Regions from separate parts of the Homo sapiens genome. Here region 2 is linked to region 1. A link is a loop called in an ENCODE intact Hi-C map of the cell type or tissue named here. Cell type or tissue: heart left ventricle. All regions are shown on one strand.

Region 1 (4,000 bases):
ATGGCTGTCTGCTCACTGTGTGCCCGTGTCTTCACATGACATTCTGTCTGCAGGTGTCTGTCTGTGTCTCTTGTCTTCTTATAAAGATACCAGTCATATTGGATTAAGGGCCTACACAACTCTAGTATGACCTCGTCTTACCTGACATCCTAATTACCTCTACAAAAATTACCTGACATCCTAATTACCTCTTTCCAAATAAGGTCACCGTCACAGGTTCTAGGAATTAGGACTTCAGTGTATCTTTTTTGGGGATACAATTCACCCTGCAACAGTGATCTCAGGCAAGTCGTTTAACCCTCAGAATGTCACTTCCATCTTTTGTCTGCCTCTCCCATCTCTTGGAGCAGATCAAATGCAATAATGTTGGGAGAAACGTTTCTATAAAGCATAGAGCGCCTTTATGGCTGTATTAGTGCTTGTTCTCACCCTGGAAGGGATGTGGTAAGGTCAGAGATGATGACTGCTGAGCATGTGCGTTCCTTTGGAGCTATCATAAAAATAAAAGCTTGTAGCATTTATTATTAATAACCTGTTTACTGGATCCCTGGAGACCAAAGAGCCTGCTGATGGGATCCTTTGACACACTTCTCATTTTTCCTCTCCTGACCACTCCCTCTCCTGAAAGCATGTCTGTGACTTCTGGCTCGAAAGGGAAATGAATGTTTTGTTTTCCCTCCCAAAGAAAATAAACGCTATGCAAGGGTCACGACAAATTTGTTTCAAGGAATTTTGCTTTTCAAATCCATGCTGACTCCCTGACTTGGTTGCCTGTTAGACCAAAGGATACATTTCCTTGTGTTTAAGGCCTCTTTGTTTCTGAAGGTTTAAAAACGTGCATGTCTGGTCTGTATGTGCTCAGGGATCATTTGCTTTGGGGAGGGGCTTCTTTGCATTCTTGGCATTTCGACCTCTTTGTCTTCCCAGCTGCCCTTTCTTGTCTGTCTTTGGATTTCTTCTTATCCTCTTTATGGGGCCATTTTGTTTAGTTTTCTATAACTTTTCTTTAACGGCCATTTCCCTCTCTACTTTTCTGCCCCATTTTCCTTCTGCTTTTCTTCTTCACTTCTGCTTCCTTTCCAGAATGTAGATGTCCCTCCCCTCTCCCACTCACGTCCTTTCCTTCATCCGATTTGGATGGGCTCCTTGGCTAACCTCTGGTTAATTTCATTCTAGGGGCTGCTCAGGCTCTCCGGCCCACAGTATACCCTGCAACTCTTCTGTGACAGTTTATAATCTGTTTTATGGACCTGAAAACTATTCAATCTCCTGGCTCCCTAAAGGAGACTGCTGATGCTAAATTGAATGTGGAGGGTCTGGGTGGTGGAGCTGCTCCTTGATGGACAGCTGCTTATTTATGTCCCTCCGTTGTTTGTTGAGGGATTGTGCTGCTGCCATTCAGGGGGAGCCACATGACAGCAGGGGGGAGGGGTGGGGGGGGCAGGGGTGGGTGGCCAGGGCCTGTGAAGACAGCACCAGCCCAGTGGACCAGCAGAGGGAGGAAGGGACTCTTTCTGTCCTTCTCGAAAGGTAGGAATTTCTTTTACAAACCAATTATTTGATAACAGGGTGGGAAGGTACTCCATTCACTGGTTCAGCAATTACCTTTTTTTTTTTTCTTTTGAGACTAAATCTCATTCTGTTACCCAGGCTTGAGTGCAGTGACATGATCTCGATTCACTGTAACCTCTGCCTCCTGGGTTCAAGCTCAAGCGATTCTTGTGCCTCAGCCTCTTGAGTACCTGGGATTACAGGCATGTGCCACTACACCTGGCTAATTTTTGTATTTTTAGTAGAGATGGGGTTTCGCCCTGTTAGCCAGGCTGGTCTGGAACTCCAGACCTCATGTGATCTGCCTGCCTTGGCCTCCCAAAGTGCTGGCATAAGCCACTGCGCCCAGCTGACAATTACCCTTTGAGCTCCTGTTAGGACCCAGGCATGATGCTGGGTCCTGGGAGTATAATGTGAGATAAAACATTTTCTTAAAACTGCAAGATCTTATTGGTCAATACACAAATAATTATAGAAACAAGGTATAATTTCAGGCTATGCTGAACACTGTGGAGTATAACCCGACCTCCTCTCTTGGGAAGCAGAGGGAGGAGACTGAGGGGTTTCCTATGGGACAGGGACCTTGAGCTGAGAGCTGAGAGGTGGTTAACCAAGGGAAGGTGGAGAGGATGGGGTTCCAAGCAGAGGAAAGCACGAATGCAAAGACCTTTAGAGCAGGTCGACCTTGGAGCGTCTGAAGCTCTGAAGACAGGACTTGGGAGCTGGAGAGCATAAAGGCTGAAAGGCCCAAGACCCAAGAGAAGGAGGCAGAGGCCATGCTTATTCTGGAAGAGCAGGCACATGTTGAAAAATACAAAAAGGGGCCAGGCACAGTAGCTCACGCCTGTAATCCCAGCACTTTGGGAGGCCAAAGTGGGCAGATCACTTAAGGTCAGGAGTTCAAGACCAGCCTGGCCAACATGGTGAAACCCCATCTGCACTAACAATACAAAAATCAGCAGGGCATGGTAGTGTGTGCCTGTAATCTCAGCTACTCAGGAGGCTGAGGTGGGAGAATTGCTTGAACCTGGGGGGTGGAGGTTGCAGTGAGCCAAGATTGTGCCACTGCACTCCAGCCTGGGCGATAGAGTGAGACTCTGCTTCAAAAAGGAAAAATGATCTGAAACCCTGCTAGTCACTCTTCTGAACTGATATCATACTATTTTGCATGTTTTAAACTTCTCTGAGCTGTAAGGTATAAAGTGCATAAAGTGTATTTATCATAAGTGTACACCTCATTGGATTTTTACATGAACAGGTTCTATGCCTATATACTTGGGATTCCATTTTTTAATGTAACATTATATCACAAAAATTTTGCACTGTTAAAAGTACTTCAAGAATATGAAACATAAAGACTGAATACAATTCTACTACAGGGGGCTTCTTATCCATGCTCAGTGTGTACATTTCTTTTGTGTTGATTTTTCCCGATGGATCTGTGCACTGAACATTATTGTGGATAAATGTTGATGCATATCTGGTTATCATAGAAATCCTGGAAGTAAAAGAGGCATATAGGTGAGGCTCTTGATACATATTGTTAGATTGCTGAAAAATTCCTTTTTTACTTCAGAATTTCCAATGGTATGAAAACATTCCCGGATCCCCTCTGTGTGGTTGTCTCTTCAACTGGGTCTCTCACTAGAGGACCATGCCGCTCCTGCTTTGCTCCCTTACATCTGAGTCTGAACAAAGAAAAATTCTCAAGGAAGGGGTTGTTAGTGAGTGTTTGACTTGGTGGGAAAGACTGACATGTGGGCCGTGGGCCCCTCCTGTAGATGGGGCCCACTCTAAGAACAAAGTATGGGGCTCTTGCTCACCCCCCTTTCCCAGTAGACTTGTCAGTAGAAGAGGTTTGCAAGCCATGGAAAGAAGTAAACATCCCTTCAGCCTCAACTGGGCTTCTCAACTGTTCCTCTGGTATTTCTTTCCCCAGTGGACCCACCCATTCCCCATAAGGTACAAATATTCAGTATTTGTTTGTATTTGTTGAATTAATAAAGATGTAGTTTCTTAAGTGATACTACCTAGTATAATTTCCTCTCATTATTATTCTTTTCCAGTCTCATCTCTCTTTCTCTCTGTCTCTCCGCGCCGACGTGTGTGTGTGTGTGTGTGTGTGTGTGTGTGTGTGTGTGTGTATGTGTGTGTGTTTATGTAGAGGAGAAAGAAAATAAATATCACCATAGAGAAGGTAAAATTCTGTTGATCTCTTTGGCTCTGCCTTTCTCTCAAAGCAGCAACTCCTTGCAGGGTTTCTGGGCTTCTCCAGCTGTTTAAAATGGCTGGCCTCCTGTGTGCTTCCTTGTTTGTATGTCTGAGCAAAGTGGAAAATTCAAAGGAAGGTGTTTTGCTTTTTCCCTGAGCAAGAATGCCGAGCAGGGAAGCACCTCCACCCCGCGTTCCTAATGGAGCTTGCTCTCTGCAGACTGGCTGTGAGCCCAGG
Region 2 (4,000 bases), 85 kb before region 1:
ACAGGTCAGAAGCAGGCCTGTGTCTCTGGGCACCTGATATAGTTTGGCTGTGTCCCCAGCCAAATCTCATCTTGAATTGTAGCTCCCATAATTCCTACGTGTTGTGGGATGGACCCGTGGGAGATAACAGAATCATGGGGGTGGTTTCCCCCATACTGTTCTCGTGGTAGTGTATAAGTCTCATGAGATTTGATCATTCTATAAGGGGAAACCCCTTTCCCTTGGTTCTCATTCTATCTTGCCTGCTGCTGTGTGAGACGTGCCTTTCACCTTCCAGCATGATTGTGAGGCCTCCCCAGCCACGTGGAACTGTGAGTCTGTTAAACCCATTTTTCTTTAAAAATTACCCAGTCTCAAGTGTGTCTTTATCAGCAGTGAAAACGGACTAATACAGCACCACTAACAAAACTCCATTTTCTGGGGCAGCTTTCTTTAGCATGGAGTTGCTTTCCAGAAAACATACATTTAAATGACACTTTTTTCCTCCTAGCAGAGGTTCTGATTCCACGGGTCTGGGGTGAGACCTGGAACTGGCATTTGTGCCCAGACCCTGGGTCTCGGGGGAATGACACAGGTGGCCTGCTGGCCACAGTTGGAGGCTGCTTCTCTTTCTTGTTTTTTCCTGTTTTCCTGCAAAGCATTCTGGTCTTTCCTTCAGGCAGTTAATATTTTGAAAACGAATGGTTTAATGTACAAAGTGAACTATTTCAGGGAATCTAGGGATGAATGCTTTTGCAAGGTGAAGCACAATCTTTTGATGACGGAGCCCCCTTGTTCTCTTTGCTCTGCACCCTCTCCTGGGAAGGGATATTGTGGTTTGTCAAAATTCTGTGAAGGGCCTTTTTTTTTTGGATTCAAGGCACCCTGTTACCGGAGAGCCTGTGATAACTCCAGCTATTAGTATTAGTTTATTTTAAGTCTCAGTTTTAAAATAGCTGCAGGGCTGCACCTAGAATAAAAATGAATTAAAAAGAAAATCACGGAGTGGAATTTAAATAGTGCCTCAGGGATAGGCTTGCTCTTCTGGTGCCATCAGTGAGACCCACAAGATAGATTTTTTTTTTCCTCCTGAAAGCCTCACAGAACACCACTCACATGAGCAGACAGGGATTTTTGTCATCTTTTCTTTTCTGGGGTTTAAAAATATCCTTTTGAAGGAACACTTGTCTACCTTCCAGTCATTTATCTAGTCTCTAGTTGAGGACTGAGCAGCGAACGTGCGTTGTCTGTCTGGCAGGGACCAAGGACTGCAGGGCGTGATACTGGGAACATGAAGTCCATTAAGACACGGTCCCTGGAGCTTTCTGTCTAGTGTGAAGGTGGAGAAGCAAATGCACCCTGGTAATGGGAGGGTTCCTGTTTGTCCTGTGTGCTACCGGTGAGGAACACAGAGACCTCTTTCTGGGGAGTCAGCTATTTCGTAGAAGAGTCACCCTGGAGCCAAGTCTCCAACGATGGGTCAGAGTTTTCTAGTGGGGGGAGATACTTTCAGCAGAGGGAACAGCATGTGTGCAAAGGGAGGGACACGACATTGTGGAGGTGCAAGTGAATGAGAGGAGAGCACAGGAAAGCGGCAGGCCAAGTGGCAGGCAGGCCTGGGGGCCCAGTCAAGAGTGGATTTGTGTATACCTGGAACTGTCTGGATGTTATTCTGGAGGTGAAAAAAAAATTAGGTAAGAGAGTGATGTGATTGGATTTGCTTTTTGTTTTGAATGACCATTTTGCTGGTAGAGTAGGGATTGTATTGGTAGTTGTGTGAGATTGACAGGGAAACCTGTTTGACAGCTATGGCAGTGGTTTGGGTGAACAGTGCTACAGGTGTGAACCAGGCCAGGGCACTGGGGATGAAAAACTGGTCGAAAGAAGAGGTGTTTAGAAGGTAGAGCAGAACAAGAGGCACTCTAGACCTAGATGGAGTGGCCAGGGAAATAGGAGGAAAATCCGTTGCCAACAGAGAAAATGCAAAGAAGGAAATATTCATAAGGCCTGAAAAATACCCCTGGGTTTGCAAGTTACGGGTTTGCCAATTGTGAGGCTTCTGTAACCCTGCCCTTGGGGAGAACAGTTTTGAAGCATCCACTGGTGGATTGGAGAAACAGACTGCAGTGGTTGGAGAGAGGATGGAAGAGAAGACGCTAAGATAGGGCTCAACTATAAGGAATGAATTGTAGAATTAAGCCACCTGCCTATAATCAGTAGGGCTTTCCTTTTTTATCTCTTTTGCTCATTATTATCACACCATATCCCTGAGGGTGAAGAACAACTTTGAAGAGGCAATGCCTGATAAATCTGGAATAGGGGAGAATAATTGGGAAATTCATTAATGATCACTCCATTTGTAATTCTTTTACGGAGTCCAAATGGTAGTTTACAACACCAATTTAAGCCTTATCGCATGAGAGGTATTGACTTAGTATGAGTCCCTGGAGAGGAATGCTAGTGAAATTCAAACATACTTGTGAATGTAAATTCAAACCCACATAGGACTGTAATCAAGGCACAGCCTATTCAGCAAATGAACACTTGAAGATGCAGGAATGGCAGATAACAATCTCAAAATATTTTCATTTTTCATTCTTTCTCCCCAACTGCATTGGGATGAAAAAGAAGGACAGGAAATAATAATGAAAAATTCTAGGTATAATGATAGATATAATTTATTGAATGCTTAGGTGGTGCCAGACACTGTGCTGAGTCTAGTTTGCAAACTATCTCATCTATTAGGTTGGTACAAAAGTAATTGTACCAACCTAATAATGCTTCCTCTAATCTATGAGGGAGGGACTATTACTATCCCCGTTTTGGCACTGAAGAACTTGAAGGCCAGTTGGTCACAAGTCTGGTTCCATGGATGTCACCATCCCAACTGGGCAGGCCTGGCTGTGTCCTAAGAGCATAGACTCAGCTCTTTCCCAAATGCACTGGCTCTCAGCTTATTTGTCAGCAAAGGGAGGTTGGTTCAAAATGCCTCTAACGTGCTCTCTGGCTGTAACATTCAACCAACTTCTTCCTCCTGTGGTTGCCTTTGCCTCTGGCCCCAGGAATCCAGCAAATGTGCTTTAGCCCAAGCTGAGAGTGACCAGTGGGAATGAAGATATCAGTCTTCCAGACTGGGGAAGCAGACGGTGAATTTCAAGTGCACCAGAGGAATATGGGAGTCCCAGCAGTGGCTTCCTTCTTAAACATTTACCATCCTGTGTCCTGCAGCAAGGGGATGGCATTCCCCCTGGATGGACTCTGATTTGCTTTTAAGTGTGCATTTCTCTAGAAATCTTTTTTTCTTATTCTTCACCTTTTAATTTTGTATGTTTCACTTTTCACGTGTCTTATTGCAAAGACAAATGTTTGAAGTGTTTGTTGAGATTTCCTGTTGTTCTTCCTGAGGCAGCCACAGCATAAGCTCTTTGACCCTCTACTTCTCAGCACATAAGCTTTCTTACCATCTATCACTGGAGTCAGGGGTGAGGGGAGGACCGCATGACAGTTGGTTAATATACACTTATTTTTTGGCAAAAACGTTTTCTCTGGGACCAGAATGATCTTGATACTGAAAAAATTTCTAGTGCTAGATCCTCTTTCTAAGTGTGAAAGGACTTATCTGGAATGCTCCAGAATGATCCCAAGTGTTGAGCTGAGAGGGACCTGGCAGCAGAATCTGATTATTGAAAAGTGGCAATTGTTGATTTATTGAAGACAGAATAATAACTCAGCAGAACTGTTATGTTGAGCTGAACCCGACCTCCTTCAGCCGAATCATGCAAGAATGCCTGCTGCATGGCTGTTGCTGCTACTTATTAAGGCTTGGTGTTCTGGGCACAGTGCAATGCATTTCTACATGGTTGATCCTCACAGCAAATGAACAACACAGGCTTAAGGAAACAAGCAACTCTCAAAGTCCTGCAGTGAGTAGAGCTTAGCTGTTGGTAGTCAACATGCCACGCGATTCGGGAGTTGAGCCTGTCTCCAGAGGTTAGAGATGTTCAGTTTCCTCTTAAGGTTC

The links. A loop is a pair of places that touch in the nucleus more often than their neighbours do. Peaks named below come from ENCODE experiments on the same cell type or tissue, not always from the same donor. Only the 100,000 strongest peaks of a DNase experiment are listed, where the experiment ranks them.
Region 2: a loop joins it to region 1, with 3 times the contacts of the local background. A loop is called at or near these places in 4 of 110 quality-filtered maps.

The regions. Positions count from the first base shown.
Region 1 is chr7:141,365,664-141,369,663 of GRCh38, forward strand. All of the region lies in intron 2 of TMEM178B (transmembrane protein 178B), which reads left to right. It overlaps LOC124901760 (a long non-coding RNA gene), which reads left to right and starts at 1,472. Exons shown (of 2, transcript XR_007060563.1): 1 at 1,472-1,530; 2 at 3,128-3,580. In heart left ventricle, no CTCF peak of the experiment used is centred here; no DNase peak of the experiment used is centred here; H3K27ac peaks cover 2,749 bases.
Region 2 is chr7:141,280,259-141,284,258 of GRCh38, forward strand. All of the region lies in intron 2 of TMEM178B (transmembrane protein 178B), which reads left to right. Among named protein-coding and RNA genes, the nearest start is that of TMEM178B, 210 kb to the left of the region's middle. In heart left ventricle, no CTCF peak of the experiment used is centred here; no DNase peak of the experiment used is centred here; H3K4me3 peaks cover 1,147 bases; H3K27ac peaks cover 1,724 bases.